Regions from separate parts of the Homo sapiens genome. Here region 1 is linked to region 2. A link is a loop called in an ENCODE intact Hi-C map of the cell type or tissue named here. Cell type or tissue: prostate gland. All regions are shown on one strand. Each heading gives the region's core, and the rest is flanking DNA. Links, peaks and the distances in the headings are about the cores only. Region 1 has its middle 51 kb from the start of LINC01741. Region 2 has its middle 80 kb from the start of LINC01741.

Region 1 (15,578 bases), core at 2,704-10,703, 130 kb after region 2:
AAACTTGCTGCTTTTCCTTTCTCTCACTGTCATAGCCTATGCCTGCTTTGCAGAAATGTGTTGGTATCAACCTACTGGTTAGCAGTCTTCACTTCTATTTGCTGTTTTGATTAGCTTCACTCCTCCTGGATTTGATTCTAGGCCCGGTTCAGGAGTCTTATGTGGCTTCACTCTGGCCAACCAACTGCCCTGGGATTCCTCATCCAAATCTATCTGGATCTTGCCTTGAGCCTGGATGTTGTTGTTGCTGGTTCAGTCCTTTTGGAATTTCCAGAGCTCATGCTGATGTGGTAGAAGCAGTTAATGTAATCTGACCTCTGTGACTAACTAGAACAGAGGCTCAAGATTTGTCATATTCTTAAGTCCCAGATACCTGTCTGTCCTAATAAATGGCCTACTCTATTTTTTCCTCAAGAACTACTCTTTAGGCTGAACCTCAGCTCTGGTGTAAGATTTTGACTTGTTCCCGCTGTACCAGTCCTGGTTTGGTAACACCTCTTCAGGACTGGAAACCTGTCTTGTGTTAGAGTCCTCACATTGACTTTGAGCTCCGCTGGCTGTTACACAATTCTAAGATGACACCTACTTGTCTATTGATGCCAAAAGCCAGCCATATCTTAAAATGCTGTGGGAAAAAACTGGCTGCAATTGTGAACAGCTCAGTAAGAATATAACGAAACAGGGTTGGATGATGTGCAGTGCCCAGTGAACTGCACTGAGTTAGACCACTGATACCTGTCTCCATTTTGTGTTTGCTCCTTAGCTTCTGTTCCAGGCTTCACTGCTCATCCTGGTCTCTGCCTTTTTGATTGAGTGCTCAGCATTTCTCTCATGTCCCCCAAAATCTGACTCAACACTCCCCTGGGTTTCATTTTTCCTTCTTTCTCCCACTATGCTATCCTCAGATGCACTTGAACATGCCTGTGCCTTCACTGTAAGTGTTCTTCATCAGCCTGCCTGGGAGAAACCAGCTGCATCACAGTGGAAGATTTTATATCAGGTGCCCCTCATATATCTACTCAGAACACAAAGTCATCTGACATAGACCATGTTCCAAGCAAGGACACTTCCTCTAAAGCTTCTCCACTCTCCTTCAGTTTTTGTTGTTGTTGTTGTTGTTTTTACCTTAGCAGTCCTCTTGACCTCTCAGCAAATGGTCTTGCTTTGTGCTTTTCTGAGCCTGTGGAAGTCACCTGGAAGTTTTTGGTTCACTGTCTGCTCCTTCAAAGTTTCTGCCTTCATTCTTCTCTATCTTAGAGTAGTTATCCTTCCTGAAACTTACTCCTGGACCCAATAGTTAGAGTTGGTTCCTGTCTCCTCTTTCAAGATAATGAAAGATGTTCTGCTTTTTCTGGCCATTTTGAATCTCTCTCCCTCTCTGTGGGATTCTTCCCATCTGCTTTTAAATCAGCTTGATCTATTGTCTCCAAAAGAATGGCCCTCTGTTTTCTCCTTGCCAAACTTCTTGAATATGTGGACTCCACCCACGGACTCCATATCCTGGGCTTCCTCACTACTATTTCACTTCGAATACCCTGCAATCTGGCTTCTGTTGTCACCAAATTCTAAAGTTTCTCTCTCAGAGTTCACTGTTAATTGCCAGACAGAAAGACTTATTCTCACATTTTATGTCCTTTATCCTATCAGTAACATTAGTACTGTTAAAATAGCCGATGCTATCTTTCTTGATTGAAATTATTTTCTCTTTTTTATGGCCATCTTATTTTTATTGAATGTTTGCAGTGCTATTTAGCTTTTCTTACATGTTTCTCTCTTCTTTCCAGCTAGACTTTAGTTCCTTGAGGATGGGAGCTGTATATAATAGATACGCATTGTTGTTTCAAGAGCACCTAGTATCATGCTATATACCTAACAGATGTATGATAATATTTTCTAAATGAAGAAATAATGAAGAATTTAGAGTAATTCACTCATGTAGTCATGTATTTATGAAAAAATTCTTATGTCACCTCTCTATAGATTCTGTTATATGCTGTGATGCAGCATCTCAAAAGACATGAATAGTTCCTGCTTTCAGAGAATTTATAGTCCAGTGGGTTTCTGTGCTATAGACCCTTAGTACTTGCCAGAAATATGTTACAGGAAAGGGGTCCCAATCCAGACCCCAAGAGAGGGTTCTTGGATCTCATGCAAGAAAGAATTCAGGGCAGGTCTGCCATGCAAAGTAAAAGTAAGTTTATTAAGAAAGTAAAGTGGTGAAAGAACAGCTACTCCACAGAGTAGGACGTTCCGAAAGTAAGAGGAGGAACACATCCACCCTAGGTACAATGCTTGTATATATGGGGAGTTGTGCTCTGCTATAAGGGTTTGTGATAAAGGATTAATTTTCTTAATTACTATATTTTGCAAGAATCGATATTATTATCTTTAAAGCAAAATTAGGAATGCCTCTGTTCTCCAGGTATTGGGATATCTGGACACTCACAAGTCTGGGTGTGTTTAGTAAACATTATTAATTTGTTCCCCTAACTGTAAACATCTAGAAGCTAGGAATGCCTATGCTTCTGCAAATGCAGCCCAGCAAGTCTCAGCCTCATTTTCTCAGCCCCCACTCAAAAATGGAGTTACTTTGGTTCAACTGCTTCTGACACTATGATGGGGAAGCACTTAACTAGAGGCGTGGAGGTCAGGAAAGGTTTCCTGGAAGAAATATTATATAGGAATTTGCAAGGCAAAGAGAAGGAAAAAGAAGTAGGTGTTCCTGGTAAAGGGAGCAGCATGTTCAAAGACTAGAGAACATGACACCCTTGAGGAACTGACCAAATGAAAATTGGAGCCAGAGAGTAGAGAGAATGAGGGAGATAAAGCAGACAGGTGGGTTGTGTCCAGATTAAAACAGGCATTTGAACTTCTTCCTCCTCTTGAAGTCTTTTACTACTGTGTACTATTTAATCTTTACACTCTTCTGAGTGGTATGTGGCAGCTGTTTTACAAATGGAGAAACTGAGGTTCATAGAGGAAAAACTCACTAAGTCAATAGCAAACTGAAAATATCACTTCCTGATGCAGTTTCCTTTTTTAATTACTACCTTAGCAACAAGAACAAAATGGGCAAGATGTAAAAAAAAATAATAATTAGGCTGGGTGCGATGGCTCATGCCTGTAATCCCAGCACTTTGGGAGGCCAAGGTGGGCGGATCATGAGGTCAGGAGATCGAGATCATCCTGGCTAACACGGTGAAACCCCATCTCTACTAAAAATATAAAAAATTAGCCGGGCGTGGTGGCGGGTGCCTGTAGTCCCAGCTACTCAGGAGGCTGAGGCAGAAGAATGGCATGAACCTGGGAGGCAGAGCTTGCAGTGAGCCGAGATCATGCCACTGCACTCCAGCCTGGCCGACAGTGCGAGACTCCCTCTCAGAAAAAAAAAAAAAAAATCATAATTAAAAAAACCCATCAGAGAGCTGGAGATGCAAAGAAACCTAAGTGAGCTATATTTAAAAAAAGAAGGATTTGGCTGTGTTTATCACTGGAACAATGGTGGGAAAGGGAGGAATTTATTGTAAACAGGAATAATGGGAAACTGAGCTAACTTTCCATGAATTTTAATCATCACATGGGGCTTGTGTGATGGTATCCTTAGTTACAGAACATATCAGTATCACCTGTGGATTCCATCTTGGGTTTTTACTACATACACAGGGAGAGGATGTCAAAGGTGAGGACAGAGCAAGAAAGTGGGGAGAAATTACCCCAAGAAGCATATGGTTTTCCCTAAATGAAAAGCAGGAACCTTCTTCAAGTGCAATATAGTGGCCTAATAAAGGCTGGGAGAGAGCAGGTGAGCTGAACAAATGCCCCAACTAGATGCATAGTACCTTCCCTGGGTATAAGGCAATATTTCATTGAAGGCTAGCATCAGGACAGAAGAATTTATAGAAATCTCTCTAACGCACACTGGTTCTTCTCCAAATGCACTGATGATGCTCTCTGAAGGCTGGAGGAAGAGCAGTAAAGGTAAAGCAAAATCCCTCCTAGGCACATTAGGTCTTTACTGAATCCATTGCTGCATCTTTTTAAAAACTGGAGACAGGATGGCAGGGTGAAGAGAAATCTCTTGAGGTACAGAAAATTACAAGTGGGGTTAGAGAGAAAAGATAACTCCTCCATGATCTGAAATCTGGTGGTCAGGCTGTAGAGAAGAGCTCTCTTATGGTTCAGGACGTTGGTGACAGTGATGCAAAGCACAAAAAGATCCCGAGTCTCCCTGGTGCTCAGACCCCAAGTTATTTTAAAGAAATAGCTCTAATTCTGTCTGCAAAATATCTAAGTCCAATAGTAATCTAAATCTAGTTAAAGCTGCAACAATACCCACCTCAATATAGATTAGATGGAAACAGCCCCTTAGTGGCTTGACGGGGAAAATATGCATGATATTTGGGAAGTATTTACTTTTAAATATCCCCCTCTTTTTCACACACAGTGTCTGGCATAGTAAACAATTATATGTAAAGAAGCAAGAACATGTGACATGCAATCAAGAATAAAAGAGTTTATAGAAATGGGCCCTCAGATGGCCAAAATGTTTAAATTATCTGCCAAAAAAATTTAAAATGACTATGATAAATATTTTAAAGGATATAGTACAAAAGATAAACAAAATTCATGAATACATGGAGAATGTCAAGGAGAAATGGAATCTATAAAAAAGAACCAAGTGAGCATGATAGAAATAAAAAAGAAATAAGAGAAATGAAGAGTTCCTTCAACCAGTGTTTCATTTACCCATTGCTGCATAATGAGATGCCACAAAGAGGGATTTTAAAGAAAAAAAATTCAATTTTTTTCTTATTATTCTGCTATCTGAGCTGGGTTCAGGTGGACAGTTCTGCTCCATGTGCTGTATGCTGGGTCTCAAATAGCCAAGATGCCTTCTTTACTCATTTTTTTGGTGCTCAAAATTGTAGTGCTTTCATTAGTTCAGTTTGCCAGAAGAGTTGGGGGCTGACCAATCACTTTTCATTCATTCTGTGGGGACTTTCCAGTTTCTAACTTTACTCTTCTCAGAAAATGATAGTCTTAGGATAGTTTGGTTTTTGATATATGTTGCCTAGCTTCCAAGAGGGAAGAAATGGAAGCTGCAACTCCTCTTAAGATGTGAACTCATAAGTTCTAGAACATAATTTCTGATGCGTTGTATTGTTTAAAGCAAGTTACAAGTCAAATCCAGATTCCACCAGCATTAACTTTCAGTTTAAAAGAAATGTGGAGGATGGAAGAACCCATTAAATACCACTATAAGGGAAAAATCAGCCAAATTCAGAATATAGAATATTTGAGAGAACAAATGACCCACTTTTACTAACTGGCCTGAGAGATAAGGTAGAAGTGGGGAAAGGAAGGGAGAAGTGTTATAAAACCCAGCAACCAAATGCAATGAATGCAATGTGTAAATCTTACTTAGATCCTGAATAGAACAACCAATTGTAAACTGACATGTTTGAGACAATCAAGGAAATTTGAATATGTTTTTATTATTTGGGGTATTAATAAACACCTGTTAATTTTTGTTAGGTTTAATAATGGTGTAGGGGTTATATATGCATAGATAAATAAAGTATTGGTAATGTAATTATCAATTAGAGAATACTACAAGAAAATTTGGGGGAAGAATGGCATAATGTCTTGGTTTTGCTTTAAAATATTCTGGGAAAAACAAAACAAACAATGCATTTGAGGAGATAGATGAAACAAGATTGGTAAAATGTTGACGATGCCTGAAGGAAAATGGTGGGTTCATCAGGTTCATTTCATTATATTATTCTCTATACCTGAAACATAATAAAACTTTTTATTAATTTTTATATAAACATAGTAAAGGTTAAAAGTTGCATTTGCCTTTCTTGAATAAGAAAATACAACGCACGTATAAAAAGTAGGACTATATTTTCATTTTTCTGAGATTTCAAGACATAGCTGGGGTAATTTGGAGAGGCATTAGCACATGCTACAGCAGGAAGGAGTGGTGCCACACAGACTCTGCTTGGGAACACAGACGTGGAGTTGAATTAAAAGTCACGGCCTGCATACAAACAGTTGGATCATATCAGTGAGGGACTTTATGTTCCCTTTGTGCTTCTGGACTGCCAGTCCCCTCTTTGTGCCAACTGCTCTGTCTCTCACAAGCTAGAGGCTGATTCTTCATTCAGTGAGTTAATTTTAAATGAAATGAAAACCCAAGTCATAATGTTTGGTTCACTACACAGGCAACAGGCACTGTCTGCCTCATTAATGATTAACATGGCAGCTGGTAATGTCTTGCAGCTGGTTGACCAGTTTAATGATGCCAAAATCTGGCTACATCCCTCTCCTGTTCTGACCAGTGCAGGGATCAGCTTTCGTCATAGTGGCTTGAGCTTGGTGCATAAGGACATAGATTATCAACATGAAGAAATAATATTTCTTGTAGTGGGGTCAACTTAAGTGCAAAGACTATAATTATTTTTGCTAGCCCAGACAGAAAGGCTGCAAGACCCATAACGCATTTATCTGGTATTGGAAGAAACAGAATATTTGATACCCTAAGAGGCAAGATTAAGTTCCAGAAAGAGTTAAGGGGCCACTGTTTCTAGAGACTAGCCCTGAAAGGTGATATAGGAGGTACAAGGTAGCCAAGAAAAGAATTAAGAACCTGCTGGGCATAGTGGCTCACATCTGTAATCCCAGCTACTTGAGAGACTGAGGTGGGAGGATCACTTAAGGCCTAGAGTTTGAGACCAGCCTAGGCAACATAGTGAGACCTCTATCTCTAACAATGTTTTTAAAACACAACAACCCCTCCGCCCCATTCTTCCTAGAGTTACATACAGGGCCCAGAACTGAAGGTTAAAGTATGGGGTAGTCAGAAGTTTGGAAATCCAGGCCTAAGTGAGCTGCAACAAGAATACAACGTCCACAACATTGAGGGGTGAATGTCAAACGTGATCTACTTGTATTTCTGCAAAGTTAAACATCTGAGAAGACCTGAACTCAGAAGTGTGAGACGGCAAATGCCTACTTTTGGCTGACTGTGGCTGATTATGACATTGAGAGGCAGAAAGAATGGAATAAAGATGACCAGGTGGGCTTTGAGCTTAATAGCCTGAGTTGAAATCTTAGCCATTCTATTTATTATCTGCGTTGACTTCAAATAGGTTTCTAAACTTCTTGAGATTAAATTTCCTCATGTACAAAATAGAGCATTCAAAGGATCAAATAATTAACATAATGAAGAGTATTAGTATTAATTGGAAAGATTCAAATTTTGGCTTCATTTTTTTCACTATCAGTTATAAAGTGTTTATGTGTACCTCATCTCTTATTTATTTGGAAAGAATCCTGTGATACAGATATTATTTTGATATCACAGGTGAGGAAACCAAGGCTCAGGATCTGCTCTGTGCCAGGAAGTAGCAGAGCTGGGACTAAGCCAGTTCTCCCAACTCCAGGGCAACATCTGCCCCTTGAACCTCTCACTGACTGCTCTGCCACAGGTCACCGATTTTTTAGCCTCTACTAGCCTCAGCTTACTTTTTGCTTTAGCATCCCTGATAGTCTTGACCAGCTCCCCTGGAGTGTTTTGCAGAGCCACTCATAATTTACATCAGCACAGTGTGGTTTGCTAGTAGAAGGTATCACATAAGTAAGAGCAGAGTCCAACATAGGGCCATCTCTGTTCTGGCTGCTTGACTTCCCTGATGTCCCTGATTAAGAGGACACTCTTGATATCCCAGGCTGTGAAGACTTATTTTGAGTTAAGTACTTGTACACTGGATTTGCTTTTATCTGATGCATGTTGTGACTGTGCTCTGTGCCTGTTTTGTGACCTGGGTTTTTCATTTTTCAGTACTTGAGGTTGTAAGGACACCAGAGGAGAATAGATTGTTGGGGATCACACCCTCTCCCATCCATCCCTGCCCCAGCTCTTGTTCACAGGGGCACAGACACGTGCACATGCACATATGTGAGCCTCCGCAGCCTCCCCTCCCTCAAGTTGGATTGAAGCCTCCACAGTACCAGAACAGACACTATTTCACTTGGAAGAAGTGTTCCATTTCTACCCTTCTGAAACCTCGTCAGGGTAAGAAAAACAGAAGCTGTGACTTCTCAATGCCATCTGGTAAGTTAGTTTGAGCATCGGCCCTGTGGTGCATGTCTGTTGTGTGGAAACAGACCGCCCTAGGGTGGAATAGCTGATGCTCCCAGGGGGCTCTCAGGAAAAGGAGGCATTTGTGAGTCCAGCCTCACTAAGGGCAATGCCAGGAATTAGCCATTTTTCCCCTTGAACATCATTGCCCCCTTTCAGATGCACTCATCTTGTGTGAGGCATCTGCGTGCTCACAGCCCCATACCACCTGCCCAGGGGCCTGGCAAAGCCCTGGTTCAGTTAATGAGGAGTTTAATAATCTCTGTGCATGCCAATGTGAGCCCATAACATTTAGCTCCTCTTTATCCAACCCCAGGCAATTTTCCTTCATTTTCACAGCACTGGTAGAACCCAGCTAATCGCAAGTCCCTGCAAGGAACTACATTATCAGATGAGACCCAACACATTCAGGGAGATATCGCCATAGAAGAAACACATTATCAAAGTAAACACTGAGAATGAAGAGAGCCATCCTGTATGCTTCCTTCAGCAGGATTGAAGCTCACTGTACAACATTTAGAGCTGAATGATAAACTAAACAAGTTCCAGTCTAGGAGGAGACAGCAACATCTGCCAGCAATGTTGGAAAGATGGCAGTATGTGGTCACTTCATATGGCCCAAGTGCCCTGGGGCTGAGAATGGAGAAGAGAGGAGGCTATGTAAGGCCAGACATCCCTCTCTATCACTGGGCCTTGACATCACACCTAAACAAGGGTTTGGGTGGCTCTGCAAACTCATCCAAATATGCTTTTGTATTCTTCCTCCAGTCCTATTGTGGGTTAGTGCTGCAAGTCTAGAGCTCCGGCTTATGATGCTCTGGCACCCAGATGGCTGGCAGTGGCTGACCTAATTTATCACTGCTAAGAGATGCTTTAGATAGCATGGTGGCTTTGTTATGTGTGAACTTGGGTAGGTGAACTATGTGTCCCAGAATTCCCTTCCCTGTATGTTTCCTATATGGGTAAGCCACAAGTAAGTCTCTTGTGTGAGATTTGGAGGGTGAACATGAGGCAGCAGCCATTTTGCAGCCCACACACATTGTTGATGATCTGCTGATTCACCTCATCAGCATGAAGCAGCAATTGGGCTTGCAATTTCTCTACCTTCTGTTTTCCAGCTTCTCTTGACTCTTAGGCTAGGTAGGTGCATTTGGCTCCATTTGATTACTGCAAGAAAGCCATATCACCAAGGTTACAGGTAACAAGAGACGGCAGGCATTCCAGACTGTTCTCGTGGCTGTAGGTTCTCCTTTGTTCTTACTTTCCCCACCTTCCTGACTGCCTGCCCTGTGGTCTTCAAGCGCCATAACATCTATACAGAGCCTGCTTGACCAGGTCGCACAATTGCATAAAGTCAAATCTGTATACTAAGTCTATCCATCTGTCCATCTATCTGTCTGTCAGCCTGCTTATCTATGTATCTGCCTATCAAAATCTCCTAGTGGCTCTGCTTTTCTAACTGAATGCTGACCACAGATTGCGATAGAAAAATGAGCCCCATGAATCCCCCAAGGTGGAATCCTCTTAAGACTGCTGCCTGGGCATTTGAGGGCAGTGCATTCATGGCTAGATACACTCCAACATGTTTTCCTACTTTCAGTTCTGGGAATGGTCCCTGTCCCTTAAATATTTATTCTGTACACATAGGAGGTCATGTTTGCTGTGTGGGTAACTGTATTAGCATTTCAAAGGCTTCTTCCAGCCACCTATCAAGTTTTCCCCACCACTCTACACCTTTTCTTCCTTCTCATCCCTGCTCCTCCTTCTGCCCTTGAATATTTGGGAAATTTGAGACTGGCTGGCCTTGAGTCATCTTAAGCCTAATAGACCAACTTCTCTGTGGGAGCCAGATAGTCAGGGGGACTTCAAGGAAAGGGCCCAGCTGGGAAATTAGTGCAGCAGATCCTGACAGCAGCCCTGCAGTGCAGGACAAACAGATGAAGAAAGGAACATAATTTGCTTTCTCTTACTGCAGTGTGGGAGCATCATAGACCTGTCACTCAGTTCAAGATCAGAGAAAGTTCCAAACAAGAAGCCAGCTTGGTCCAACTGCTTCTCCCTGCCCCCCTCTGCTGACTGCTGGGAGCTATGTGGGAAATTCAGGCTGGCACTCCTTGCTGCCATCCCAGGCAGCAGAAACTGGGCTCCCCCTACTCGTCACAAAAGACAGAGCCTGGAAACACTAGTACCTCTGACTAATTTGCCTTAAGTCACTTGTCATAGGATGTATAATGTGTTTTGCATTATGAGGTTTGATGGGCAGGTTGATGCCTCCTGGTAATTTCTCAGCACAAAATAATGACAGTGTGAATGAAGTTCAATGGTTACTATTTCTTCCCAACTCTTAGTTACTGTTTTACACCAGCGTATTACTTCCCCTAGTTAAAATTGGTAGCAGAAACAGAAGGGGTGAAAAACCACCGAGGGGACTATTCTTTCAGTGTTCATAGCAGGTGTCTCTATTAGGTTTTTCCTAAGAGCCACATCCAGGTGGATCAAATTAGTTAAGAGGGCTGTGAGTTCATTTGCATGTGGTCTGGATATCATTTCTGAGTACCCGAACAGTGCTGGTGTTTTTCAGGCAATTCCAACTTTAAATTGCGTTGCCCCCCATGAGAATTCACATGATCATGTACATGGAAGAAACTTAAAGTTGGTGAGAGAGAGAGGAGAGACCTACTTGGAAGAAATGCTGTGCTTTTGTGCCTTGGAGTCTGTTAAAGTAGGAGACAGGGTGAGAAGGGAAGCTGGAAGTAGTGGAAGCCTACTCCTGAAGGATTTTCTCATCTAAAATATTAATAATGATGAAAGTGATGTTACGTTATTAATGATGATGATGATGACACTAATAATCACTTGGGTCTGGCATGTCATAAAGTCCCTCTATGACCTCCCTCTCCAGGCCCAAAATACACTCGGGATTCATTCATTTGATCTCTATGTAGATTTAAATACTAGTTTAATTCACAGATACACAATCTACATGGACAAATAAGTAACTGAAGTCTGTTGTTGCATAATATTGCAGAGTAAAACAATACTTGCATTCAAAAGATTCTTCTAGTACCCTGTAGGGAAAAGCCCAGGCTTTCCCCTGAAATCCCTCCACTCACTGGTCCTCACTCTTTCCATCCATTCTTCCTTGCTACCATCAGATTCAGGGTCTGTTGAGAGGTTTATTTTTCTTGCCAACAGCCTGCGGGCTTCAAAACACAAGCTCACTCTTTCCTTTGGCTGAGTTAAAAGAACATCTCCATCTGATTTCCTTAGGGACTTGGTATAGTTTCCTCTAACTTTTTCTCCTCTTTTCCCTCTCTCTGCCTCTGTCTTTTTTCTGGGTCTGCCTTCCCTTCCTGTTTCAGTTTCTCTTCCCCCCACACTGCTCCCCCTTCTGCACTTTGCACAAAATGACCAGCACTCCATCCAAGCAGAAAGGCAGTGCTGGCGGTGGCAGCAGCAGAGGGATGGCAAGGCTATGGCCGACACTGAGATGAACAGGTCTGCGGGAGGGGTGTGTGCCACACTCAGGAAGCTGAGCCCTGTGATGATGGGCGCAGAATCTTGCGATTACACACTCCATAAAACCTGCCCTGCTGCAGCTGGATTCCATGCCAGGAAGATTGAGTTAATTTTGTTAAGTCCCTTAAAGAAGGAATGAGTGGCAGCTATTGAAGCTGTAGGAGATTTGTTGGAGTAAAACGGGGCTGGGCTGCCTGGCTTGGATGAAGGGCAGGAAGGGCCAATTGTTCAGATCTGCATGAAGGCCTGGGCATGGAAGGGGCATGAAAACCATGATACCAGAGTGCAGTGGGATTAATTGACCAGCCTTTCAGTATCAGAGTGAAGCTGGCTTTATAGCAGACTCCAGGGATTCAAACAATCATTTTGTAGTTTTGTGTTTGAGCTTCTTAAAGGAACAAATAAACACAAGTCAAAGTGCTTTCTATACCCCACACAGTATTCAACTGATCCTGTGTTTTGTCCCACCTCTGAGCTGAGGATGGGTGTGGCAGGTGTCACAAATTCTGGATCAACCCATTAGAACCCATGTTCAGTTCCTGTGAGCTCATCTCTAGTCCAGATCAATCCTTCTATCCCCCAGAGGAGTAGAAATTATTGGCAACCTCATTTTACTGATAGGCAAAGCCACCAATGAGCAAAAGGGCTATTTGCAGCTCCTCAGTAGCACAGGCCCCTTCCAAGGCTCTGGGAAGGAACCTAGTAGTATATTCAAATAATTATACATTTTGGATATTAAGTTGTCTTTACTACAGATGGTTAAGATCACTATCTCTTTCAACTCCAAGTTCCCCTCTGTCTTACTTTCCCTTGAGTGGGGAGACATCACAATGTCTATGGGCATTTTGGAATGCAGCTAAGGGGAAGCTGGAGTGAGATCTATTTGGTTTGAGCTTAGTAGATAGGTAAATCTAGGTCACCATCACTTCCATGCCTGGTTATTACCAGCTGCCTCCATATAGGAATAGCGTCCAGGAATAATTCTGCCACCTGCTGTACCAACTCACCAGCCCCCACAGTGTAGGGCTGGAAGTCATATCACCATAGGAAGGTGTCCTGTGACGCTGGTGCAGGATTTATGTGCTTAGTAGAGAAGAAACAAGTTTTGAAATGTACAGAGTTTAGAAGTTAGTCTGTGGAAAATTCTTTTAAATCTTATAGCTTACAAATGAGAAAAACAGAAGTTATTCCAAATTTATCAACAATCCTAAAAATTTACATGACATAACTAATTACAAGTTGTGAAGCTGAAACCTTCCTAAATTATCTATAATAATAAAAAAAGACTACCGATTATGCTAAAGACTAAATTGTCTTTCTAGTCTCTCTACAGAAACTTATACAATCATTATCATCTGAAGAGGTGATTATGCATTCGATAATGCAGGCAAAAAGAAGTGATGTAGGGATATACCAGGCAATTAGTAAAAGTATTAGGTGATTTAAAAATTTTGGTATATGTGATATTTGTCAGCTTTAAAAAATGTATAATTCATTGTGATTTATTTTCTTATTCTAAATGAATATTCACTTTTATGCTGAATTTTGAATTTGTAATTTTGTGTTCTTTTCTAAAAGAGAAATTCCCAAATTATGTAAGTGTCAGGCTTTGTAAATCCTGAATCTGTCCCTGGGGGTGTGGCTTGTCCTTGGTTATCCAGGATCCTGGTGTCTCTCCTGACTTTCCAGAGCAGAACTCTGCCTGCCTGACTGTAAACCTGGAGCTCAAGCTACAGGCAGATCCAATGAATGAATTTTTCCCTTCCCTCAGTCATTTGTTTAAACTCTTCATACAGAGAACTAATATCCCCTGGAGTATCTTGCCTTTCCAAAGGCTTAAATTTTTTTTTTATTCAGAAGAAAAGCCATGTGAAATTTAATGGAAAGATCCCTGATGTAATCTGATTATAGTTGAAAACTGGATACTACCTAATAGTGTGAATTTGACTAAGTCAAAAATCTTTTTTTAACCCCAATTTCCTCATCTCTCACCTGGGCATAGTTATGATGGTCCAGTTTCTCTTATAGGGTTATGGTGGGTATGACTGGGATTAAAACAGAGGTTAAAGTTTCTGAAAAGTACAGAGAACTTTGCAAACAGAAGGGATTATGTTTTATTTATAAAGTCAAAGCAACAATCTAAATTTGAGATTTTAGGTACTGAGACTGGGATTCCAAGTGAGTGAATATTTTCTGTATTTGTCCTTCTGACAATTACAACTACTTTGTGTTTTATAGGCCTGGTACAAAAAGCCATGTGGCACCTTGATTGTGGCATGTATGATGGGGCAGGCACCCATATCTTTTAGGTGTTGGAGGTTATTAAAGGATTTGGTGTATAAGAGGGGGCTTAATCCAATTCATATTCTCAAGGACTGCTCCTTCAAGATGGGCTCCTCCTTGTGCACTGAATCTTCTGATGCTTCTAACTGACTTGAAAGTATCTTGTCTCTCCTTGGAAATGTCACTTAGCCCTTTTCAAGTGTACTTGCAGGCAACTAGGATCAATACATCACTTAGGTTAAACATATTAGATAGTGATTGACAGCCCAAATGAGTATAGCTTCAGCTGCTAGCATCAGTTCTGAGCTTAGGACCTGTTGAAACCCATTCAAATCTATGAGTAGATATCCATGGCCTAGGAAGCAATGTCTTAAGAAGAGGTGTAGCCTGGAGGCAGACACAGTGGAGTTTATCACAGCTAGCCTCCAAGTTTAAGCTGGTCAGAGGGCTTCAAATTCAAAGTCATTTCCAATTAAATAGTTATTTTCTGGGCACATATTTTGTTCAGACATTGTGTTGTACATGATGGGATATAACAAAGATCAAGCTTGTCCCTCCCCATAATCAGCTTACAGGATTGCTGGGGGGTCAAACACATATACGACATACTCATATCAATTAGGCTAGTGGCTGTTAACAGCAGTAGAAAAAATCTTTCAACATTCAAGGGGGGATAAATAATGTCCTATTTATTTGGCCTTCAATTTTCTTTATTTGAACAGTGGGAAAAACTTCAGTAAAAAGAGACTTGAGTTAAAAAAATGCAAAGTTAACCCTTACACCAGCTCTGTCCACAAATGGCTTGTTTTTCCTTCTCTTTAACCATCTGGCACCATTTCCCGTAATGTGTTAATCGCTGTATCTGGCCCTGCTTAAAGAATATTCATTCCCTGACTTCAAGGAGATCATGGTCTAGTGCTGTGGTCTTTCATATATGCAGACTGTACTGCTGGCTCTCATGGTAGGACTTGTCCTGCTATGCAGGACAGTGAAGAAGGGGTCGTATATGTGGACCTGGGCTACCACAGCCTGACCCTTATGGGAACTGAACCAGCATCCTTAGCTTCATTTGTTGTGGCCCAGCCATCTGCCAAACCACGGTCTCCTGCAGCGTTCTGCTATTCCTGGGGCTTTTGTCATAAGTTGAGGGGAAGTAAAATGTAGAAACACAGATAAGAAGGTATCTTATATGTGCAGATACGATGAGGAAGAGTAGAGAGTGAGTCATGGACTTGGAGTTAGAAGACCTAGGTTCTACTCCCACCTCAGCCACCATGAGCTACTGCTTTCCTGCTTGCTCTCAACTCTTCCAACACATACTCAATCAGGTTGGAGTGTGTGCATGTGTGTGTATTTCCAGACATTATTACTTTTACCTGCAAGTCAAAAGCTGGGCTCTCTCTAGACAAACTCAAGAGGGTTTGGGCAGTAATGGCAGTGAGCCTAGGACAGGCTGCCTCAGTAGCAGTTCTTTACTTGCTCCCAGTGCCTAACCTCCTCTGTGCTCCTCTCTGTCTGGCCCTGCTGCCTTAATTCTGATTCCTATGAGTCTCTTCTTGGCTGACAGCATGGCATGTCTGGCCCACTTTTGGCAGCTCCAGCCACTCTCCTCCTTACTATTTATGTGAAC
Region 2 (15,578 bases), core at 3,722-11,721:
ATCAAAAAGCATCTAGAAGAAAATAAAAATCACCTAGAGCTCTCCTTCTCAGAGATAGCCTCCATTAACATCCTGGTGTGTAGCTTGCCTGTCCACATACACATATGTTTCTAACAAACAGGATTCTAATAACTATATCATTTTTGTAATTTGCTTTTTTTAAAAAACTTAATACAGTCTGAACATTTTTTTGATATGTATTTAAATATTTGCTTTCCATATAATGCTTAGTGGATGCCACTCACTCTTAGCTGGCTCTTCATGGCTGCTGATGACGCTGAGAAGCTTGGGGCAGATATTTGTTCTTCTTCACCTGGAAGTTGTCTATGGTCTCTGCCTCCCTCTGCTTTGCTCTGTTTCTGAGAATGAAGAGCCCTTCCTCCATGCCAAGGCTAAGGCTTCAACCCCTGCTCTCAATCTCATTCCCTTTAAGAAGCTTGCTTGCCATTCCCTCCCATGTCCTGGCTTTCGTGTCCACGTTCACGTCTCCAGTTCAGGCCCTTGTTCTTCACACTTGGCAGAGCTTCACAAGAGCATCCTTCCTTGTCTTCTCCCCTCCTGTGTCTCTCTTCCAACCAGGATTTTACACATCAATGGCACATTAATCTTATTAATGGTCATGTTCTTTCCTCATTCAAAAACATTGAGTGTCTCCCCATGTCTGCCATGTCAAGGCCCCACCCTAGGCTTGCACACAGGGCCTTTTGCAATATGTCCTCATTTCCCATACGTGGGAGGAAAATTTAATCCTCTTTTTTCCCCCTTTTTCCCACCAAATCCAATTGATCAAAATCTCCTGTAGACTCTACTCTGCTCTTACCTTGCTGGTTCCTCCTCCTTTTCCCCAGCCTCTTTGCTTCTGCCTGGCTCCCACCCTCTTTATTTCTTATCTGAATTCCTACAAGAATCTTGTCCCCGGCTTTCCCACCTCCAGTTCTTCCCTCTCTGTGATGCTTTTCATGCTGCACATAGCAGGATTTTCTAAAAGAAAATATGACTATTGTATACTTCCTTAAGATATTTAATGGCTCTGCAGAGAATTTGGAAAAAATCCTAATTTCCTAGCATAACCTAAAGGCTCTTCCTGATGTGAGTTCACCTTGGGTTTCCTTCTCACCTCCTCGATGTTGAGCTTGAGCCACACTGAGTGCCCCCAGCCCCTTGAATGCCGCGGAAGTGCTCTCCAATCTTGTACATGCTGTTTTACCTCCTTTATGTCTCCCCCTCCTTCTCTCCCTGAGAATCTGCTCCTGACTCTGGGTTAAATGTCCATTTTAAGGGCATCCACATCTTCTGGTACTTCTCTTTTCCTGGCTGCAATCATATTGCATTATAACTGCCCTTTTACTTGCCTGTTAGGTAAGAAGCCTTGAGGTCCTTGAGGGAAGAGTTGGTATTTTATTTGTCTTAATATATCTCCAACACCCAGTACAGGAGGTACAGCAGGTTAACTCAATCACTTTTGGTGTGTAATGAATGAATAAGTATCTCAGTATTACATAAGAGTGTATCAAGGATTCAGATATGGAGAGAAGGGGGCAGTGGATACTTACTGTTCCTGGTTCGCAATCAGGCAGAAGTTTAATAAATAGTCAGTTGTAGCTAACATGCAATTCCCATGATTGCTCTGAGTCTTCCTCCTTCCATAAGTGCATGGGGCTATTTGTACAGACTCTTTTTCTGGGCTGTTTATATCAGTTTCTTTAGATGTCTGCGAATGCACTGTGGTTGAGGCACTGGGCTATTGCTCTGATGGCAGATTCCAGAGAGGAGGTCCAATGCCTGGTGGCCTCAGTGGAGTCATGACTACCCCAGGACCACTCTGACCTTGACCCATGATTTGATAGTGATGGCAATGGCAGTGACCATGATGGTGATGATGGAAAAACACAAAAAAGCTTATTTGTGTCTGTGTCAAGCCTGGGCTGGGGATGTGAGTGCTGGTCGCATTGTTCTATAAGGGTCACAAGGCACATTCCTTGTCCATGAGGAGCTTGACATGTCTCTGGTCCGAGTCACTAAATACTATCAAAGCTGCCTTCTGAGGGTCCCCCTACTTTCATTCCAGGCTTACTCCATGAAAACATTCAGATCGTGTGACTCCCTTACTTTTTAACCCCTCTAGCAGCTTCCTTTGCATTTAGATTTGAGGTCTTTATAATGGTCTGTGAGGTCTTGCCATGATCAGGCTTCTGCCTTCCAATCCAGACTCCGGTCACCGTTTTCTCCTTCATTGGCTGCATTCCAGACACTTTAGTCTTCTTTCAGTTTCTCGAGTGCTCAGGTCTCTTTCTCACTTCTGCATCTCCTCTTATGGTGCTCTTCCCTCTGCCTGGAATGCCTTCCCCTTGCCCTTTGCATGACTGATTGCTTTTGTTGTTTCAGGTCTTAGCTTGGGCTGCCCTGGACACACTTTCTGGTGGGACCCTCCATGGCACTCCATCACTGCATGTTTTTCACTTTCTTCATAGCATTTCTCACCATCTGTAATTATGAATTCATCTTTTGATTTACTTGATTGCTACTTTTCAATCCTTACCAGTTGAATAATTTTGGGTAAATTACATAACCAACTTTCACCCCAACGTCTTCATCAAAAAAAGGAGATATTGAGAGGATTAAATGACAGCAATACATGTCAGTGCTATAACAATGCATAATGTTTAGTAAATGCTCCAAATGTTAGTGATTATCTTTGTTATTCAAGTTCTTTGAGAGGATGGCTGATACGTGTTGTGTTTACCTGTGCCTACCACAACTGGTACATATTAACCAAACAGCTGATTTTTCTTGAGAGCTATCACTGTGTACCAGGTACTGTGCTAATCACTTAACATGTGTTAATTTATTTAGGCTTCCTAGCAGAGAGGCACAGAGAGAATACCCAAATTGTCCAAGTCTGCATAGTGCAGATAGAATTTGAACCCATTCAGTTTTGCTCACAGTTGACGCTCTTTGCCAGGCTAAGTGCAAATGTTCATTGAATTCATGAATGGGAAGATTCCTCCTGAGCACTCCTGATTTTTCTCTTTGAAAGCATTCTCTTGCAGGATAGCAGGAGCATTACCAGTTCTCTAGATCCATCTAGAATGCCTGGGTGCCCCCCATTTTGCCACACTTACCCTCCTTGAAAGGAAATGAAGCTTCCCTGACCCCCTGAAGACTGATAACCAAGCCCCAGCCCCCAGGGTGACCTTGATGCAATGGAGGCAATGGCCTCCTGCCTTTGTGCAGCAGGAGAGGTTTCAGACAAATATGCTGTGTGTGCTCCTAGCTGCATCTGCTGCCTGCAAACATCCTGCTACAAGGAATTCACTCAAGGCTGATTCTTCTTTTATTTTCCTTGACAAAAGGCAAGAACTGTGCAGGGAGGAAACCCTTTACTCTAAAAGGAATTGTTAAGTGTGGAGCCAGTCTTACTGTTCCACGGATCAATTTAAGGGGCCTGGGAGGCTGACAGTGGGTAAGGGGCTCTCCCTAAAAGCACCCAGGCTCTGAAGCCCCAATTTCCCTAGTGGTCCTGCTGTGAGCCCCTGACCTGAGATATATGAGGTGCTGAGAGAGATGGACTTTGCCTTCCGGCTGCCAGTGAAAGACGTCATCACACACAGGTCTATATTTTCATTTCCAGAGCCTGCTTCTCCTTTTTTACAGAGTATATTGAGGGCCTGTAGGGATTCCTTTGAGCATCCCTCCTTGTGATGAGCCCCACCTTTGAGGACTTGCCTGCAGTAGCTGCCCTCTTCCTCTATCCTCTGTCATTTTACCAAATATATCTGTGTGTATTAGGCATGCAATAAGAGTCTTCTAAATGAATGTATAACCCTCAGTGCCTCTCAAATGACCCCAAGCAAGTCTCCCCTGCAGGGAAGGGCATTCCAAAGAGAGGAGGTGGTGTGAATCAAAGCACAATATCAGGAAATTGTGTATGTAATTAGGAAATAGTGAGCTCATGCTTTTGATGGAAGATAGGGTACAAGCAATGAAATGTGCGTTTATTCTCCTGATGCTCACTATGTCTATGCTTTATTCTTTGCTTTTCTCATCCTTGCTCTGTGTCCCAGGAAGCTGACTTCTCTGTTTGGATCACATGGGCCCCCTTGTCCTGAGGTTTCCTATTGGAATTGAACAATAGGAGGGATGGCAAGCCATTAGAGGATGGGAATAAAGAGAGATGGGTTCTTTATTCCCTTTCTTCTCATGGGCCTCCTCCCTATCCCCAGCTGGCTGAGGTTCCAGTGGAGGCTCCAGTTCTCTAGCAACACTTCAGTCTAGGCTCATGTTCCTCTAGCTCCAGATGTCATGGGGGTAATCTAGTGACATGGTTCCTACCTTTTGCTGCTTCAGACCTAGGGACAGTTAGGGCTTCTCCTTGGTTGCTGGTTCCTCCAAGTTTTACCTTCCCTTGATGGTTCCTTTAAATAGTCCCAATAAGTGAGTTCTTTGTAGTTGAATCCTTGAGTGTGTGTGCCATCTGGTTCCTGGTAAAAACCTGACCAATACAGAGAGCCCTGGAAGACTTTGCTAGTAAGACTGGATATAGCTAGGTTTTGGAGAAAATTGAGGACTAGGCCTAAATTTTTTTTTAAATTAGGCAACTTGAAAATCATTAGATGTTTCTGAACACGAGAAGGACTTGGGCGGATATATATGGCGGCAGTCAAAATAAAGAGCAGTGGATGCAGGAGATAAGGTAAAGGTAGAAGACGGATGGAAGTGGTAACTTACTAAGTATGTGAGGATGGAGAAGGAGCCTTTGAAGCTGGGTCTACGTCTCCAGGATGGGGCTCACTGAGAGAATAATGGTGCCACAAGCAGAAATGGGAACGGGAGGGGAGGCACTGTTACATTTGGTTTGAGATGAGTTGAAAATGCCTCAAACCTTCCTCTATAAATTGTGGTCATGGCTGTCTGCCTCAGAGGGGCTGTGGTAGTATGAAATAGTTCACCAATCAGCCCCAAGCCTGTGATAACAGAAAATATCACACAAACATGCAGTCCTTCTGCAGAGTGGGGCTACTTAGTAATCATCCAGTACAGTCCTGGTCCTTCAGAGAGTTAATCCACAGTGGCCATCTGGGTTTACACATAACAATGAAATCTCAAGTCTTTTTTGTAGATGTAGTTTTTATTTAGATATGAGTTGAGGCAGCAAAATATATCATAAGAGGGCATCTTGGGGAACAGAGGGCTACTTAGTTTGGAGAAGAGAAAGCTGAGAGGAAAAAAGAGGTTCGTTCTGTGCAACGCCAGGGGGCAGCTCTGAGAGAAGGGTGGGGTTAAGGGTTGGAGGTGGGCGGGGGGCGGAGGTCACCAGGAAGGTAAAATAGAGAAGAGCCTTCCAAGGATTGATTTACTCTGCCCATTGTTGGCATGAGCCCTTCACAGAATGGTGGGTACCTGCTCCTAAGGGAGATTAAACTTAGGCTAAATGCTTGCTGGTCACCAACTCTGCAAAAAGAGTTTCTGTGTTGTGTTGTAAATCGGGCTGAAGAAAATCACATCATATTCCATTTCCATGTGTTCCAGGCCAGTGATTCTATGAGCTCTCACCCTGTAAATACAGATGCAGAGGTGGACTGATGGCCACAAGGCTAAAACCAGCAGCTGTCCAGGTTCTTGGCTTTTCATTACAGGTATGTTCTAGAGAGAATTAACGGGGCAAAGAACAAACAAAAAATCTTTTGGGTCAGAAGTTGAATAACCTTATTTGTCCCTATTCTGCCACAATGGTTATCTTTATCTTCTTTAAATAATATCCTATTTCCTTTCAATTCAGATTAACAGTATGAATTTGATTGGTCAGCCACGTAGGGAATATGTAGAAGAGAGAACAAATTTGCTTTGATTCCCTAGTGGTTCTACCAGCTGCGGAGTTTCAAAGATTTCTTTTTAAATCTGAATTGAAGATGGAATAAAGGAAATGTGCTATGATGAAAGCATGTCTGGAATGGAGAAAGGTGGCAAGTGAGGAATTTCTTGCTAAATGGGGCCAGAGAAGTTTCTCTTTCTTTGGAGTAAATGGGTGTTAAAAAAATACACGCTTATTTAGAACCATAATACCTTGAAGGAGTTCAGAGATTTTTCTGCTATTATCTTCTATTTCACAAATAATACATAATATGTATAAATTGACTTTAAGTTTACAGAACAATTTATGTGCACTATCTCATTTTATCTTGTGAGGCAGGTATGGCAAGTAATACTCTTCCCAGTTACCAGAAGAGCAAACTGAGACTAAGAGAGGTCAGTCTTCCTCTTCAAGGTCATGCAGATGATAAGGGGATGATATGGTTTGGCTGTGTCCCCACCCAATTCTCATCTTGTAGTTCCCATAATCCCTATGTGTGGTTGGAGGGACCTGGTGGGAGGTAATTGAACCATGGGGGTGGTTCCCCCATGCTATTCTCGTGATAGTGAGAGTAAGTTCTTATGAGATCTGATGGTTTTATAGGGGGCTTCCCCCTTCACTCAGGTCTCATTCTTCCCCTTCCTGCCACCTTGTGAGGAAAGATGTGTTTGTTTCCCCTTCCGCCATGATTATAAGCTTCCTGAGGCCTCCCCAGCCATGCTGAACTGTGAGTCAATTAAACCTTTTTCCTTTATGAATTACCCAGTCTCGGGTATGTCTTTATTAGCAGCGTGAGAATGGACTAATACAATGGATGGCCAAGTTTTGAACTTTAATCTTGCGGTCTTCCAAGACATGAGAAATTAAACTGTAAGCTAACAGTTATTGCATACTTATCTCTTGTGTCAGACACTGGGTTAAGCACTTTTCATGGGTTAGATTATTCAATCTTTACAGTAATTCATATTTTCCAGATATGGAAACTGAGGATGCTCCTCTAGCCTTCTTGCTCTTCCAAAATAAACACTGCTGTTTGGTTTCAAGGCCACAAGATTAAAACTAGCAGCTGCCTAGGTTCTCAAGATCAGTGTAGGCTCCTTCTCTCTAACAGCAGTAAACAAAATGTCAGTAGTATTTAGATCAGGTGAGTACGTGCATGTGTGTGTGTGCAGGGAGTATGCGTGTGCCCAGAGCGCCACACTCTATCTTTAACTGCATGCTAGGCATCTATACTTGGTTCTACTCCCAGAAACTGGAATGCTCCATTTCTCAAACTAAACTCATTATCTTCTTCCCCAAACAGCTCTTCGTTTCCTATCTTGGCCAGTGCCATCATTCTGGGTTAGCCCATATACCTGGTGTTGGTATTGAAGTCCTCTAGATTCTACTTTGTCAAAATTGTGCACAGCCATTCAGCCCTCTCCATTTTCTCCACCGTGCCTTGGGTCAGACCCACACCTCTTGGACTTTGGAAGCAGATATCTAATGGAGCCTCTATCCTTCTTCCGTTCCTACAGATTGTCTCAAATTATGTTTTTTTAGAAACATAAATCTTATCCAATTATTCTTTCTCCAAAACTTTCATGGGCTTCCTGTTATAGTCATTCATTCCACAGATGTTGCTTGTCCAACCACTGAGTGCCAAACCCTATTCTAGGTGCCGAGCACACTGGAGTGAATAAAGCAGTTACAAAGCCCTGTCCTTGTGCAATTTAAAAAGTACACGTTCTTCAGCCTAGCATTCAAAGCCCTCTACAAATCGGTTCAGCTCATCCTCCTGGTTTTTGTCCTCTCTTCACTCCACCTGTGGGTAAGAGTCATATTTCCTGTAATCCAGTCGTAGTGAGCATGCTTGGTGTCCTTTCTAGACTGGCGCCTCATTTGATGGTTACCTCAACCTGGTATTCTCTCCTGAGTCTCTAGATTTCCTGTGACCCCACTTAGTTCCATCTTTTCAGTAAATTCTTTCTAGATCAAGCTCCTCCCCTAGCTCCTCTTGTCAGAATTAATCTCCCATTCACCTATACTGTGTGTACAATGTTTTTGTACATTTATGGTAACTTTCATTGTCTGCATTACTTATATATGTGTCTGTCTCCTCCGCAGACTGAGATCCTTGAGGAGAGAAACTATGTCTCTTTTGTACTCTTAGCACTTTGCTCAGTCCCTGGCACACAGTAGGTGACTAATATTAGCCACTGTGAAATGGCTAGATGCTGACTTTCTGGATAGTACCCCCGCTATCCCCCACTCCCACCATCATGTGTCTCCATCTTTTCAAAGCTCCATAACGAGTTTACTTACACAAATAAATAAATCTTGCATAAGAGTGTCCAAGTTCGGGAGCATACTTTCAAGCCTCTAGGTGGCAATATTACTGTGCTCAAAGTGAGGAGTTGTGAGCCAAGTTGGGAAATTGTATCAGCCGCTTAGGGCACATGCCTTTCTGTCCCTTCTTTCTCCCTCCCACCCTTCTACCCTCCCTTTCACTTTTGTTTCTCTCCCTCCCTGTCTTCTACTCTCCCCTCCTCCCATCTCCATTTCTGTTCATCCATTAAATATCTTCCCAGATTTTTTTAAAACCCCAAGATGTAATTGTAGGACTGAGGAAAAGGTACAAGATCTCCTGGAGAGCCTGCCTCCTCCCTCACACACTTTGTGTAGAGTTTTACATTTTAATATTTCTATTAAATTCCATTTACATTTTGTAGGTCTGGGTGAATTATGATATTTAGAGATGGGGAGTTAGGAAGCAGCTGTTTTTAGAAGCAGCTGAGGAAATAATCCAAAATGGCCTTACGACATGTCTGGCGTGTCCACATTCACCACACACCAATCCTGGACCTGTCATGGGTGTCCGGGGGTGAGAGGGACACTGGGCTTTGCCAGGAAGATCTGGACTGGACTAGTTGACCAGGTTTAGAGAGGGCCCGGGGCTGGATCCACAGGTGATGTTTCAATTCAAATCAGGGCAGAGGTGGGATTTCCTGGGAGCCCGAGTCAGAGGAGTTGGGCAGCAGGAGGGAGCCAGCGGTGGGGGTTTAGGGGGTCAGTGGGGAAGCTGCGGCAGAGCTCTGGGAAGGCAGGGGAATGCAGATGGGCTGCTCCTAGCTGCCCAACTGAAATCTCCACCTGCCTGTTTTTCTATAATGCCCACTGCTCTAACAATTCAGCATTTCAAAGAGGGGATGGTGGAGGAGGGAAGTGGTGATTTAAGCATGAAAAATGTCATTTTGCCTCAGAGCAAACTGCCTTTCTATGGCCTGGCTCCTTTTGTGAGGTTTGGATTTAGGCACATCTGGAAGATCATTTGCCCAATACTAATAGGAAGGCTCACTGTGCTCGTTTGTTATGAGATGTAATGGGACTTACTCTCACTGTGAGAACGGCAGCCACCTAGTGCCACTGATTTCCATTTTTCTGTCACCATGAAAAACTCTCTTTCACATGTATGTGTGCACACACACACATGCACACATGCACACATACACACACACGCATGCATGCACACACACACATACACACACCTCACACCCACACATACACATTAAAGAACCCTTGGATTTCCACTTATACATTTCTCTTTGAGACAATTAAATCCATTCACTTTCCTCCAAACCCCATTCTTTATTATTTTCCTGCCTTAGGTTTAAGGTCATTTGGTTCAGAAGAGAGGCCCTTTCACTTGCATACATTTAATTAATCCTCCTCTTTCTTCCTGCCAAACTCCTCAAGATACTTTGCTTTCTAAACGTGGGCTGTATTTTTCTCCCCTTTCCCTTACAAGTAGCATGTGTTTATTATCTATAACTTTTGAGGGCCGTGCACTTATTATTCAGTATTTGAGTTCACTGTTGTTATTTGTAATTTTGAAAAAAATCCAGATACATCTGTAACAGAGGTTTAGTTTTGATTTTTCTGTCTCCTTATTAAACTATGCCTGTTTCTTTAAAAAATATCTTTAAAATTCTGTCCTAAATTCTTTGATTAGTGCCATTGATCTCTGTCACCTTTTGGGTATTTGGGGCCCACATATGAGGTACCATGTTTCCCCAAAACTGTAGCACTGTTGTCTCTTGGAGAGTGAGCCTCTTCTTTGTCCATACACTAAATATGGGGGAGACTGGACAGAAGCAGCTGTCAGATTGATTGGTCTGGAATATGGTCAAAGTCTTTACAATTCCTCAAAGCTCTTTGGATAAAATGACATTTTTCATTTCTTTTTCTTGCCTTCTCAGATGGTTTCTCAAATGTGGTTCAAACTACATGTTCCTGGGACGTGGCTGGCACCCTCTGTAACTTCCTGCTGGGATTCTCATCCTTTCGCAGGATTCCTTGCAATTTGGCCAGTGCTCTAGTGCCTCAGGCCCACTCTGGAACCATGAGAAAACTCACAGCTGCCCAGTGTGAGGCACGCATGCAAGGCCTGCCTGCCGTGCCTCCCTCTGCCAAAGGCATTTTTAGCAATTTCCTAAAAATGTGGCTACAATGGAAAATGAAGCTGTTCAGGGGGAGAAGTGATGGCCCCGAAATGCATCCAACAGCCTGAGGTGTGGCTGTGGAAGAGGAATGTGTATGGCTTAGCAGTTGAGAGTGTGGGTTTCCAAGTCAGTCTGTTAGGTTCTCATACCCAGTCCGCCACCGTGTGACATTGGGAAGTCATTTCACCTCTCTAGGCCTGCTTTCTTTATAGAAAATAGGGATAGCCACAGTACTTGAAGGGATTATGCTGAAGATTGAATGAGATAATGCACATAAAGTTGTTAACACAGTGCCTGAATCATGCCGAGTATCCAGTGAATGTTATCTATGACCAAGATGATGAGTCTGAAGGATGGAAGGTACCGTAGAGATCATCGACCCATTCCTTCATCTTTCAGCTGAGCACAGGCCACTCAGCCAGTTGATGACAGCAGCTTCTGTTAGAAGGCAGACCTCTTTTTTTTTTTTTTTTTTTTTGAGACGGAGTCTCGCTCTGTCACCCAGGCTGGAGTGCAGTGGCACAATCCGGGCTCACTGCAACCTCTGCCTCCCAGGTTCAAGCGATTCTCCTGCCTCAGCCTCCTGAGTAGTTGGGATTACAGGCATGCGCCACCACGCTCAGCTAATTTTTGTATTTTTAGTAGAGATGGGGCTTCACCATGTTGGTCAGGCTGGTCTCGAACTCCCAACCTCAGGTGATCTTCCTGCCTAAGCCTCCCAAAGTGCTGGGATTACAGGCATGAGCCTCCATGCCCAGCCAGAATGCAGGCCTGGTAACCCTTAACCCAGCATGCTTTCTCCCACGGTTGCAAGCCCTAGGCCTTCCATCCTATTCTGATGGTGGTAGTGGGTGGTGATGCAGTACTTATGATTACATAGGCAATCATTCATAAACTATTTATTGAGAAGATTCAATGACAAGCAATACACAGATCCTATATTCAGTGATCCTATTGTGCTATAGTGGGAATCAAATGTGCACTGATAACTAAAAGTCAGAGTACTATAAACGATCATTAAGGATTTGTAAAAAGTGCCATGGAAGGCAGAGAAAAGAGGCTGCATATAGATGAATACTAAGATAACACTCAGCAAACATTTATGGTGCCCCTGTTATGTGCTAGGCACAATGGGGCATAGAAACTTCTTTTTTCTTTTTTTAGATGGAGTTGTGCTCTGTCGCCCAGGCTGGAGGTCACAGCTCACTGCAACCTCTGCCTCCTGGGTTCAAGCGATTCTCCTGTCTCAGCCTCCTGAGTAGCTGGGACTACAGGCACGCACCGCCATGCCTGGCTAATTTTTGTATTTTTAGTAGAGACAAGGTTTCACCATGTTGGCCAGGCTGGTCTCGAACTCCTGACCTTGTGATCTGCCCACCTCGGCCTCGCAAAGTGCTGGGATTACAGGTGTGACCCACCGCGCCCACTGGGGCATAGAAACTTTAAGAGTAGGAACTATGTTTTACTTATCTTTGAATACCCAGCATGGTGCTTGGCAGGTGGTAAGTGGACAACCAATGTTTGCAGAGTGAATGAATAATGCAAGATCTCTATTTTCTGTCATTACTCTAGAGGTCACCATGAGGACTAGCTGGCAGTGGTACCGTCTCTGCATCTTTTTGCTGCTGCTTGTTGCTTTCCCAAGTTTTGTGCCTGTAGGTGCTCATAATGAATGGCAGCCCACAGAAGTTAACCCTGTGGTGGTCACCATGGTTGTTCTGACCTAGGAAGGACTCTGCTCCGAGGTGTCTGATATCTCCCAGGGGCCATTGTCTCCTTTCCATTCAAGGATGCCTGTCCTGCCTCGCCAGCCCACAGCACACAGCACTCTTTTCTATGCTAACCTGATCAACATTTCTATTATGTGGTGTTACTGCCCAGCTTGGCTGTTCTGTTATAAAGCAAGCTGAGAGGTGTGATCTGATTTCTGGTGGGTTCTGCTGTTTTGGCTGGAGGATGGAGAGGAACTGTGTGAGTAGATTTATTTCTCAAATAATCCTCTGCAGAAACCTGTGTTGGCTGTCTTGGTGGAACAAATGGATATCGTCAGTGCTATTGATCTGACCTTTTCCCCCTCTTCTTGTGGACGGTGTCTGTGTCCTCATTGCTGTCACTCTTGGGAGCACTGAGACAATTTAGAGCCGTTTGTAAGAAACCCCTGCTCTTCCCTTTGGCATTTTGGAGAAAGAAAAACACTTTTGACGTGAATACAAAATAATCAGGTTGTAACACCCTAGACTCTGGTTGTGTGACACACTGGAGTCCATGGAAAGCAATTTGGTGGACACAGTTCTAAATAAACATTTCTGATGAAGTTTCCTTCTTTGCTGGAAATCTAGTTGACTGGTTGGGTTTTCAGGGATTTTTGTTGGTATAGAAAGAGAAACATTCTGATTTTTCCCCTTATTCTTCAGTGAGGGAACAATGTGACTCAGAGAACTCCTTAGTCTAGTACATGGGCTGCTGTGGTCAGTGGTGCTGTATGCTCCTCTTTGGGAGGGTGAGGGTGCAGGAAGGGGAAGGTGCTCAGAAGTGGCAGGCCCAGCTAGCATAGGCAGTTTCTAAAAGACAACTTTTATGTTGTTTGCTTTTTATTATAAATTACATGTATTCCTTAGGGAAAAATCAGGAAATCAGATAAACAAAATTAAGAAATAATTATTAAAACATCAGACCTAGCATGGCCACCTTTTAGCATCGGAGGACAGAAATGGCATTACTCTCTCTCCACCATTAATTAAAAATAAAATAAGTCTACTTTATGTTAACTGAAGTATAATCATGAAAATACCTTGTATTTGTACACTTTATTCTATTTACAAGATGCATTTAAATATATTATTTTATTTAGTCTTACAATGAACATCTGAATTATGTTGTTACTAGCCTCATTTTTAAATTAAAAAAACCTCTTAGACTCAGAAACATATAGTGAAGGTATAGTGACTTCTTCCAATTGAACAGCAGGTAAGTGGCAGATCTGGGACTTGAACTAAAGTCTTTAGAATGAAACTGCAATCTACTGGATTTCAGCCATCTCATCATTTTATGGGAGCCATGTGTATCAACTGACTATTGTTACAATAATGCTGTGTAACAAACCACCTCAAAAGTCAGTGGCTCACAACAAGTATCTATGCTATCACATAGGGGTCTACAGATTTGCTATAGTTAACTGATCAATCTGAGCCCACCTGGGAGGCTCTACTTCAGGCTTCAGATCTAATGGACTTGGCTTAAGGCTGTATTTTTGGTTCAGGTCTGTTCCATGTGTATTTGTTCTGAGGACCAGATAGAAGGCAGGCCCTTTTTATGACAGATCCGAGACAAACCAACCAAACACATTTAAAGCCCCTGATCCTGCCATGCCTGGTGACATTCTATTGACCAAAGCAAGTCACCTGGCCAAGCCCATGACATTAGGAAGGATATACTGCCCTCAATAGGAAGAAAGGTTTGTACAGCAATGCAAATTATTACAATCTGGCCTCTTATTCACTGTTCTTCTGCAAGCAAAATATACTTATCTTTATTCTAATACCCTTAAATGACTCATCCAATCCATTAAGCTAGGATCTTGAAATTACCCCAAATCCTGATATAACTCCTATTAACTGAGACACCTAGGAACTAAAGAGACAAGTTATTTGCTTTTCAATCACCCAACTTACAATGTTGAACAGACATAGGCAGAATACTCCCATTCAAAAAATGCGAATGGTAGACCCATTGCAGTCACTGGTCTACAGCAATTCTGAAATCCTGCTGTGCAAGTGTAGCCACGTTTCTGTGGGTATAGAATATTCTTTTACTAGATTAGGGGTTCACAACTGTAAAGAGCCAGTTAGTAAATATTTTGAACTTTGCAGGCCTAGTTCCTATTGCAACATTTCAACAAAAGCAGTGTAGACAATTTGCAAATGCATGGATGTGGCTGTGTTCCACTATAACTTTATTTACTAAATCGGGTGGCAAGCAGGGTTTGGCCTGTGGACCATAGTTTGCTGAGCTCTGGATTAGGCCCTAGTTCTGCTCCCTAAGATGACTTACCAGTTCATTGTTCTCCATATCTTTTGGCTCCAACCTCCCGGAGATTCTTCCTTTTCCATCATCCACCATGCCTGGCCACCACTGAATAGAAGTTTACAGGATAGCCTTTCTTTCTGGCTGTGCAACTTCTCGGTCTGTTTTCCGCTTATAAAAATTTGGGAGCCAGAGATCTTTTTACATCTCAAACAGTTACAGTCTCAGGTTGATGGCGTTTTACCAATATAGGTGCTTTAAAAGTTTTGTGAGTTTCCTATGTATATGATTTCAGTCAACTCCATGCAGCAAAAGTTACAACTGTGATACATTTTGAGATATGTCTCTCTCTTAAGACTTAATTTTGTCTATTTTGGTTATACCAAGCCTCTGTAGGAGCATGCCTTTTAGCTTTCTAGGAGTACTTTATTCAGCTGAAAAGAACAGCAAGGCACCCACTTCAGTTATTTTTAGAAGCTGTAAGAAAGGAGCTGACGGCCACCCCTTAATTTAGTCTTTGTCCTGAGACTGACAAAATAAGGTGAGAAAGTTTCACTTTTCAAACCCACAAGTTCTGGAATTTTGGGGCTTTCTCTAGTCTCTCTCAATTCTGCTGGCAAACTGGTCAGTTCTTTTCAAAACTCGACTTTGTCTTACAATATCTTATCCTGCTACTAACAGCTAGATTACACTATCAATATTCTGGCTTGACACTTTCTTGCCCAGTGCTTCAAGTCCATTAGGTACATTTTCTGTCTTTCAAATGATCACAGATGAGTTTTGCCAAGCACTTATCCAAATAACATGGGATGGAATCTTTCTGGCCTTCCACTACAGTTCCCTCACTATCTGCTGCCTAGTCCCCAAACCACAGTTCCATATTTTAGGTTTTTATTACAGTAGTACCCCACTTCTGATACCAATTTCTGTGGTAACCAGCTATTGCTACAGTAATGCTACATAATAAACTATCTCAAAACTCAGTGACTTCCAACAACATGCACTTATGCTCACATTCACAGATCTGCTGGTGAATTGTTGTTCAACTGGTCTGGGATGGGTTCAGCAAATGGCCCTGATTTAGGTGGCACAAAGACTAGGATTGGCTGTAGGCCATGGTTTGGCCTAAGGTCCGCCCCATATGTATTTTCTTTCAGTCCAGGCTGAAAAAGGGTGGCAGCTACCTGGGGATCAGCTCTTCTTATAATATATTGCTGGAGCAC

The links. Hi-C counts contacts between places; a loop is a spot of excess contacts. Peaks named below come from ENCODE experiments on the same cell type or tissue, not always from the same donor. Only the 100,000 strongest peaks of a DNase experiment are listed, where the experiment ranks them.
Region 1: it touches region 2 in a loop (2.2-fold over the local background); 1 of 110 quality-filtered maps calls a loop at or near these places.

Annotation. Positions count from the first base shown.
Region 1 is chr1:177,641,754-177,657,331 of GRCh38, reverse strand. No RefSeq gene overlaps it. Among named protein-coding and RNA genes, the nearest start is that of LINC01741, 51 kb to the left of the region's middle. RefSeq lists an enhancer at 1,164-1,665. In prostate gland, for the core only: no CTCF peak of the experiment used is centred there; a DNase peak (open chromatin) is centred at 6,051.
Region 2 is chr1:177,772,937-177,788,514 of GRCh38, reverse strand. No RefSeq gene overlaps it. Among named protein-coding and RNA genes, the nearest start is that of LINC01741, 80 kb to the right of the region's middle. In prostate gland, for the core only: a CTCF peak has its summit at 8,202 (motif pointing right); a DNase peak (open chromatin) is centred at 8,214.